Regions from separate parts of the Homo sapiens genome. Here region 2 is linked to region 1. The links are chromatin contacts, found by Hi-C in ENCODE. All regions are on one chromosome and are shown on one strand. Each heading gives the region's core, a stretch centred on a gene start or an enhancer-like site at or near the end of the contact. The rest is flanking DNA. Distances are from core to core; before and after follow the strand shown. Region 1 overlaps ERG (ETS transcription factor ERG). Region 2 overlaps LINC02940 (long intergenic non-protein coding RNA 2940).

Region 1 (4,372 bases), core at 628-3,127:
AAAATTGGACTATGGAGTTTAGTGATAAAAATAGATAAACAGTTCTGTCATTTGATTTAAATATTAAAATAAGACAAGACAAAGCTTTTAAGGAAATGACCACTTCTTGGTTCTCAACTAGAGGCAATGCCTCTTCTGTCCTGAGCAGATGGGTGTTTGGGAATACGTGGGGTGACTTGGGTTGCTGTGATAATGCAGGGGTTCTCTGGCAATCAGAGGGAGAGGGAGGGGCACCTTCAAACTGTGGTCCAGATCTACACAATCAGGAAAGGCTGTTCACCTAAAATTCAACCTTCTGTTGAGAAGAGCAACACTTACGGAGCTCATCAAAGAACGACAAACCACTGGAACAGTTCTTGAGACCAAAGTCTCATTCACTCTGGGACATATCCAGTTACATAAATCATTTATGTTTTATCCCGTCTCTACTTTCCCAAGAAACCCTGCCACACATTCATAGTGAATATCAAACCTAATTAAAGATCCTAAGCAGCTGAGAAAATTACTCAATGACCAAACTATAATTAGTCTTCTACAAGGGAGAAAATGTATTCAAATCATTGCTTAATTTTGTTTCATTTCCTCTTACCTGCACTTGACCATTAAGATCAAAAGTCTGAGAATTTGTGGCCAAAAAAAATGAACATGAGTCAAAGTCACATCTATTTGTTAATAATGGAAAGTAATTCCTTTTCTAATTACACGTGAAAATACTAGTATCCAACAAACCTATTTGTGGAAAATACGGTTTAGATTGGGAAGGTTAATTACTTTCAGGTTTTTCAATGTCCAAAACACACCTCAGAACTAACAGGCTCAGACAAGATCTTTATGAGATCACTGGATCCTCCCTCCAAAAGCTTCCCCCTCCCCTGTTGATCTCTATTCCATATGCTGCTTCATTTGATCGTATAGCGTGTATGATGAGCCTGAATGCGGGCATTTGTTGATTTGAGTATTACCTGAAACAAAAGATACACCAGAATGTAAAACCCAGGAGGGCAGAGACTGTTTTCCCAGAACCTAGAACAACTCCTGGCACATACCAGATGTAAAATCATTGTAGAAAGAAAGAAAGAAAGAATGAAAGAAAGGAAGGAAGGAAGGAAGGCATGAAACGGTGCACTATTATTGTATGCCACCTTAAGTCACTCATAGAAAATACTGCATGCCAGCACTCTATGCAATGGGTGTTACACTAGCCATTATGTAAAGTCAATGACGGGATTATACGCTGGGCACTTTATAATTTAATAAACACCCTTCAATTACCGTCTCATTTGCTCCTCCATGCCACTCCACATAGTATACGGGACATATTTTAGGATCACCAGTTTAGAGATAAAGACAGAGGTTGTGTCCCCAAAGTTTGCTTGCGAGTGTGGTATTTGTAACTTCTAAAACTCTAACTCTCCCCTGAAAACACGTCCTAAGAGTGGTGAGGCTCCCACGTGAGGTGGCAATATTGGTTACCCCCGCTGAGCTCATCACATTGCGCAGGCCTCCACAGGGCAGCTACACTCTACGATAAGGAACATGAAGCCCTGAGAGTCAGGAGGGAGAAAAAAGAAAATGAACGTTTGGAAAAGGGCATTCCCAAATCACAGGAGAAGGGGAAGAAACGTGTCTCAGCTACTAAGTTTCTCTTTTCCATGACGCTCAAAGCAGAAAATGGCTGCACGTGGGCAATTCGTGCGCTTGGAGCTCAGACCTGCAGTCTTGTCGTTTGTCTGCCCTGTCTTGGTGCATGCTGGGCCTGACTTTTTTATTTTTCCATTTCAAGGAGCCCCAGCAGGGCCTGGAGGAAATGAGTTTTGCAGCCCATCTCGGCCCTTGAGCTTGGCTCCTCGGCTGACCTCGGCTCCCCGCCTGCAGACCCGGCATGAGGCAGGCAGCAGGCACTGCGGGGCAGAACTTCCGGGACCTGCAAGACCAGTCCGCTGCCTTCTGAGACGTAGTTCTGAGGTGTAGCAAGTTTTCATTTTCACAGCATAAAACCGTCTACAAATACATACTTCAAAATGAAATGGAGGATGCGCTCAAAAAAAAAAAAAAAAAAAAGGCTTAGAGACACGTCAAAAGGGCACAGGAGCTCAGCCAGGTCAAATAAATTCCCAAATTTGACTCACATCACTTCAGCCTCATCTGGATATTACCCACACTCTGCCTAGGCAGGCGAAGCTTCCGTGGGATCCTCTGTCTTTAGTGAATTCTTTCCTTTATCTTGTCCAGCTTTTCATTGCTCTTTCAGAAACTGAGCCCATGGTTTTAAATCTTAATATGACCTTGCATTCAATTATATATATACATATATATATATATACAAAGCTGTTTTTTAAAGACAATTTTAAATAAGAAAAAAATAATTATTTTAGATACCAGAGAGTGGTGAAATAATAATGATTCAAACTTAATCCTCACTTCACGTAGGGGAAATTGACTCAAATCTGGGAGCATCAAAAATTAAGATGCATTTACAAATCCTAGGAGAAGATATCCTTTGTAATCTCAGAGAAAATAATTGAGAGAGGGAAAATTTTTTTTGAAAGACGTGGTTTGGACATATTACTATTTTGTGAAATGAAGTTAAATGTATGGTACAGATATTAAAGTTCACTTAAGTTTTATCTATATAAAGTGTGTGATTTTGGATCTAAACAGGCATAAATATATATATGTGTGTGTGTGTGTATGTGTACATGTTTGCGTACGTATGCATGTGTATGTGTACATGTTTGCGTATGTATGCATGTGTATGTGTGAGCGTATGTGTGTGTAAGTGTTGTATATGTGTGTATGTGTGTGTATATGTATGTGTGTATATAATAGGAAGTAAGTTGGAAAACATGAGCCAACTGACTTTTTTTTCCTTAGACAGCTAAAGAAGAGTGGTTAGAAGTTTACTCACAAGTAAATCTTTTAAGGAGCGTTTACTTCCCAGAAACAGCAATGAGATCTTGGAGGGGCAATTCTTGTCAACTGTGCATCATCAATGGAGTTTAACTGTGAGAGGTAAAACCCATTGTTGGTCCCGACTCCACCAACCCAAATGGTCATATCTGAGGACTTCCTGTGGTTCTCCCGCCCCCACCCTCTCCACGGCATTTACTGCTCCTGTATACCCTGGACTTCTCGACAGGAAATGGCAAATTCCTCAGTAGGAAAGCCAAGAAGTGGGAGGTCACATGGAGACTGGAAGTTCATTGCGTGCAGCCCCTCCAGGTGACAGGCGACACCGCCTCTGCATGTTGAGTGCCTTTGTGACACATGATCTCCTTGTCTCATGACCACAGGCAGCAGGGTCCTGATGAGTGCCCTGGAGAGAACTGTCCTCCCACCCCTGGGTGACACAGAGTCTCAGAAGCCAGCAGAGGTGCTGCACCAAAGGCTCAGACTTTCACCCTGCCTCTCTTCTCCTCAACTCTTTGCCCTAAAAAACATGTGCTTTGAGGGTGTGTTGAAAATCTCACTAAGTCAAATGATGCCTGTGGGGCAGAAATAACCCTTGCTCTGAAAGGGTCACCAAAAAGTCATGAGACTCCTACCTGTATGGAAGGTGGTGACTATATAGCCCTTGTATAAACAAACAAATACGGTGAAAGACTTGGCTCCATTTTTTTTTTTTTGTCTGTTCGTTATTTTTTGGAGAAAACGTTGTGATAAGAAGCCTTTAGCCTACAAAAATGTCTCTAGATTAATGATAATTTATCTCACTTTTCTCAGTGAAACAGATGAATCAAAGAAAGTGAAGCATCGTAGACAATATAGGACCTTCCTGATAACATCTAACATTTAATAACGTGATCACAGCGTGGCGGCTCTAAAAGACATGCACATGTGAATTAATGCATCTAACCTGCACACTAGCTACCATTATGCCCATTTTAAAGATGAGGAAAACTGAGACTCCAAAAATTAAATAAGTTGCCTAGAGCATCTTGCCAGTTAATGCACCAGAATTCTAAGCCAGCTGCCTGGTTCCAAAGCGCATGCCCATAAACGCGGAACATAATGCACCAAATGGCCTAGAACTGAAACGACTGCAAAAATAAGTCAACATATGAGAAACTAGAGAATATATAAAGCCAGCCCCACCATAATCAGTGGCAAGGGATGGGAGATGGGAAGAAGGGAGAAGGGAAGGGAAGCTAAATAATTTCAGTTTTTCTCTGTGCCTTTAATTCCTGTCCCCTGAAGATGACACGCTCATTTTAGTAGCAACCCATGACCAAGATGCATTCCCCAAGCTTTTCGCACCTGACAGAAAGGGACTCGGTGTCCAGGACTGTGCCCGATTACAATCAAAGCAGATGGACCCTTCCTTAGGGTAGGGCTGTTCTTCTGACAGCCTCCTCTGTGAAACTAGATTATA
Region 2 (4,372 bases), core at 817-3,316, 530 kb after region 1:
CCGGCCTGTAATTATTTCCTTTGACAATGATGCGCTAGACTCATGCTGCTGCCAGTAGAACCCTAGAGCCACTGCACCTCCTTCCAGGGCCTCCACCTCCCACTGATCCGGCCCAGAGGCAGAGCAGCAGCTACAAGGGCCAAGTCACAGCATGGGGCATCAGAAGACCCCAGGCCGGGCCCTACCCTCTAGCCCCTCACCCCTCTCCTTGCTGAATGTGGAAGCCAGCTAAGTCCAGGCAGGTGGTTGGAGGGATAGAGAAGGCCCAGGGAGGTTCTGGGTGCCAGATGCAGGAGAGGAGACCAAAGGTGGGGAGAAGAGGGTGTTCCCAGGAAGGAGACGCCCTGCTGGGAAACCCTGACCCCAGCCAGTGGCCAGGATGCCAGCTCTCTGCTGAGCCTAACAAGCCTGGTCGCACATACAGCATCGAAGCCCCAGTCCCAACCAGCTGGGCCAGGTGTGTGATGACATCACGGCTCTAATGACCCCGCCAGGTGACCAAAATCAACCTCGGGTCTGGGATAAAGAGTCACTGACATGATAAATACTGAAAGCCAAGCCGATAAGATGAAATGGGTGGGTGGTTTCCCTTAAAGAGTTACTGAAGGGTTGTCCAAGCCTTTGACAACCTTCATCAGATGAACAATTATTGGTTGCATGGTTGGTGCGAGCCAGGTGTGGATGCAAAGGTAAGCAACACGTTCCCTATCTAGGAGGAGGCAGAATAATTAAGATTTCTTGGGAATAAAATCTGACCCAGCTCCTAGCACCTGCTCAACAATCTTAGCTCTTTTATTTACATTTATTCAGTCTCAGATTTGCTCCCCGCTTCCTGTCCCCATCCCTCAGCTTTTTCTTTTAGAGCAAGCATCTAGTCCTTCTCTTGATACCAATGCAAATAGCCGAGACCCTTCCATTCATGTAAGACCCCATCTTCTTCCACTGCTAAAGAACTCTTGACTTAGTACAACATAAAAGACTTAAATTGTTTTCGGTTTATCTACATGAAGCCTGGCACTCTAAAATTTCCAAAGGATATGGAGTTGCTTTGTGACCTTTTGCAACTTCCTTTCTTTGCAAAACAAAAAAAGGTGTCCATCCTTCAAGCAGCCAGTTAGGTGGTTGATAAATATCCGAGTTCTAAGAAAGAGGATTACCAAGGGAAGAGATAACTTCTGCACCTCCTCACAAGAGTACAGTGTGCATGGGATCCTAATTTCTGAACCTGGGTCTTCCATTTCTAAGTCATTCTAATGGCAGATATTATGAAAATATTCTCACTCCCCCACATTGCTCAGAATCTTCTTGTCATCAGATAATGTCTCATAGAGGAAGGAGTCATTTTCTGGGAGCTCTAACCACAAAAAACATCTGGAGCCTTCTTAGAATCCAGGGTTAAAGGTCAGGGTGACTGGAACATTTGGGATGGTCACATCGTTCCTCTCCTAGCTTTACGTCAGGGAAACGTGGTACCACAGTGTGATTCGGTACCACAGTGTGATTCAGGGCTGCGTGTGACATCAACCTGCATGCTCTGGGGGCACGAGTGTGCCCTCATTAAAAACAAGCCCTCAAGAGATGAGAACCAATCTTTGGAGACACCAGCATTAAATGCCAGGAGCTTGGCCGTTGGCTGTAGGAATTTCCCAAACAGCAACATCTGTTACTAAGGAAACGACAATATCACTGCAATCCTCTAGCAGCTACTGTTTTACAGCACGGACCAGAGAGACAATAGTCTTGCACCTGCTCACTCACTCTGTCCTCCCAGCAGCCTTGCCAGGGATATGTGTATGACATCCTCAGCACACCCTCGGATGTGATATTGTGTGAATCAGCCCATTCCTCAGATGAGGAGACTGAGGCAGCTGGGAAGTGTACCCTGTTTGGGTCACATAGTGAGGGGCAGAGCTGTGACGACGAAGGTCTCCCACTCCAGCCCCCTCCGTAGAGCCCTGTCCACGGCATTCAGGCCAACTCTCACACCCGCTGAGTGGCTGTTTCTCAGAGTGTTTACATCGGTTTCCTCAGCTCTGCAGACCCGGCCTCCTCTACTTCCTCCCTTGCCTTTCTCTCTCCAGCACACGCTCACAAAGAGGAAAAAGGCCACCGCAGTAAGCCAAGCTGTCTGTCCAGCATGGACCATGGGCCGACACCACGCCAGGCCTCCTCTTGAACCTATTCCCTACAGAGGCCTTGCCAGCAGCCACAGAGCCTTGAGCAGGAAGCGGGCGGGGGGGGGGGGGAGGCGGGGGGCCCGGGGGGGCAGGGGGATTGGCAGGAGGGTGGGGGAGTGCCGAGGCTGGGCCATCACCCTGCCAGATGCTGGAAGGCACTTGCTTTTATGCTTTCAGAGGCAGGTCCCTGGAAGAAGGTCTCCCCAGCTGTATGCATTTCCTAGGGCTGCTATAAAAATGACCACAAACTAGGTGTTAATTCTTTTGTTCTTGAAACAACAGAAATTTATCCTTTCATAGTTCTGGAGGGCAGAAGTCTGGCAACAAGGCAGTGGCAGGGCCACGCTCCCCTGAAGGCTCAGGGAGGAACCTTCCCTGCCTGTCCCAGCCACCATCCTCGGCATTCTTTGGCCGTGGCTGCACCGCCCTCATCTCTGCCTCTAGCTTCACGCGGCCTTCTCCCTGTGTCTCTCTCCCCTTCCTAGAAGGAGAGCAGGCATTGGATTTGGGGCCACTCTAATTCACTATGACCTCATCTTGACTTAACATCTGCAAAGACCCTGCTTCTAAATAAAGCCACATTCTGAGGTTCTGGTTAGACATGAATTTGCGGGGGACATTACTCAATCCACTTAGCAATGTCGTGTACTCACCTCCTCTGCCAGGCCTCTCTGGCAAACAAGCAGGAGTCTACCTGTCACCTTCCAACTCAGGAAGGTGGGGCTTGGGTCCCAGCTTCCCGCTTCCTGCCCCCATCCCTCAGCTTTTTCTTTTAGTGCAAGCGTCTAGTCCTTCTGTTGATACCGACGCAAATAGCCAAGACCCTTCCATTCGTGTAAGACCCCATCTTCTTCCACCGCTAAAGAACTCTTGGCTTAGTAGAACATAAATGACTTAAATTGTTTTTGGTGTATTTACATGAGGCCCGGCACTCTAAAATTTCCAAAGGATATGGATTAGTGGATGGGATGGGGGGATGAAAGGACATCAAGTTTGACTCCATCCATACTTGGGGAACAACTGCAAAGTTTCCTGGGGGTCTATGTAGGCTGGAAAAGACATGGTCCCAAAGTTACACAGCCTTCATTTCTCAGAGATTCAGTCTTGCACAGAATGTCAGGCAACCAGTTTTCCAACTTCAGGTTTCTAAGTCGATTTCTTCTCAAGTTCTATGCATCTGTCTATTGGAAAGTCCTGCAGCTGGGGTCGGACGTCCCGGCTGAGCTTCAGGACTTTATCACATTGGGTGAGCCCATGGGTCCTCAGTCAGAGATTCCACGGTAACATATAGAGAGATGAGGGTAGAAACGTAGCTCACTGTGGCAACCCCATGACCACCAATGGGGACCGCCACAGTGAGAGTGCTTCCCAAGCTCCACGAGCCACCCAACCCTTCCTGGTCAGATCGGATCACCCCAAGTGACTGTTGAGATGCACTCAGTGGGTCAGAAAGGCAAGTGGGTGAGAGCAGATCACAGCCCTCCAAGAGCAACGTTCTCTAGGAAGGAATGATCCAGAGAACAGAGTGGGTGTCAGATGACTTGGGAGAGACACTGTTCCGTGTAGTTGAGGAGATTCAAGATTTAAACTTGAAGAGCTGAGTCAAGTATGAAATGGGGCTTCTGTTTTTCCACTGGGTTTATTCAAACAGTAGGTCCCCTGCTTCTTCCAGCCCTTTCTGTGGTCGAAAGACATCATCGGTCATGTACTTTCTGTTTCCTCTGTCCTGCTGGCCCCCAGGTTCCAGGGAATCCTTCTGCCCTCCAGCAAGATGACACCTGATGAAAAAAAAAGAATATCGAGTCAGTTCAAGCTGTGTGCATCTCCACAGCACAGCTAGCTGCCCCAGGGGACTGCTCAACTCACTTTGTACTTGAAACATTTCTTTTTTTAACCTAATCTAAATTTAGGAGCTAGCCAACAGAATAGAATAACAGGAAAACTCACGCCAAAGCCCTGGCACCTCCCACCCTGTCCCACCCAGCTTCCAGCTTCCTCTTTCCTCAGCCAAGAACCCTGACAGCCTGACCCTGCTGGCAGAAGGTCCTGTATTTCCCAGCAGCTGATGGCGAAGATTCAGAGCCTCACACTGGAGCCCACCCTGCAGAGCTCCTTCCAGCTAAGGAACAGGGGCCAGAGAGCTGTGCACAGCCCACGGCCCCTCACAGAGGGGGATCCCAGGCAGAAAAGGACTC

Evidence for each region. Hi-C counts contacts between places; a loop is a spot of excess contacts on that map. Pooled maps may share reads with other maps.
Region 2: a map of CD14-positive monocyte shows a loop between it and region 1 (2.3-fold over the local background). The contact joins two enhancer-like sites. A Hi-C loop is called at or near these places in 1 of 168 maps with a recorded cell type or tissue (CD14-positive monocyte) and 1 of 50 pooled maps.

The regions. Positions count from the first base shown.
Region 1 is chr21:38,471,119-38,475,490 of GRCh38, forward strand. All of the region lies in intron 1 of ERG (ETS transcription factor ERG), which reads right to left. Among named protein-coding and RNA genes, the nearest start is that of ERG, 25 kb to the right of the region's middle. Within about 2 kb of position 1,878, at least 3 of the 41 ENCODE cell types and tissues checked have a DNase peak (open chromatin) inside an H3K27ac peak, as active enhancers do; they include CD14-positive monocyte, where a contact is called at or near this core.
Region 2 is chr21:39,002,830-39,007,201 of GRCh38, forward strand. LINC02940 (long intergenic non-protein coding RNA 2940) reads right to left here. Exons shown (of 7, transcript XR_007067867.1): 3 at 2,831-3,955. Among named protein-coding and RNA genes, the nearest start is that of LINC02940, 14 kb to the right of the region's middle. Within about 2 kb of position 2,067, at least 26 of the 41 ENCODE cell types and tissues checked have a DNase peak (open chromatin) inside an H3K27ac peak, as active enhancers do; they include CD14-positive monocyte, where a contact is called at or near this core.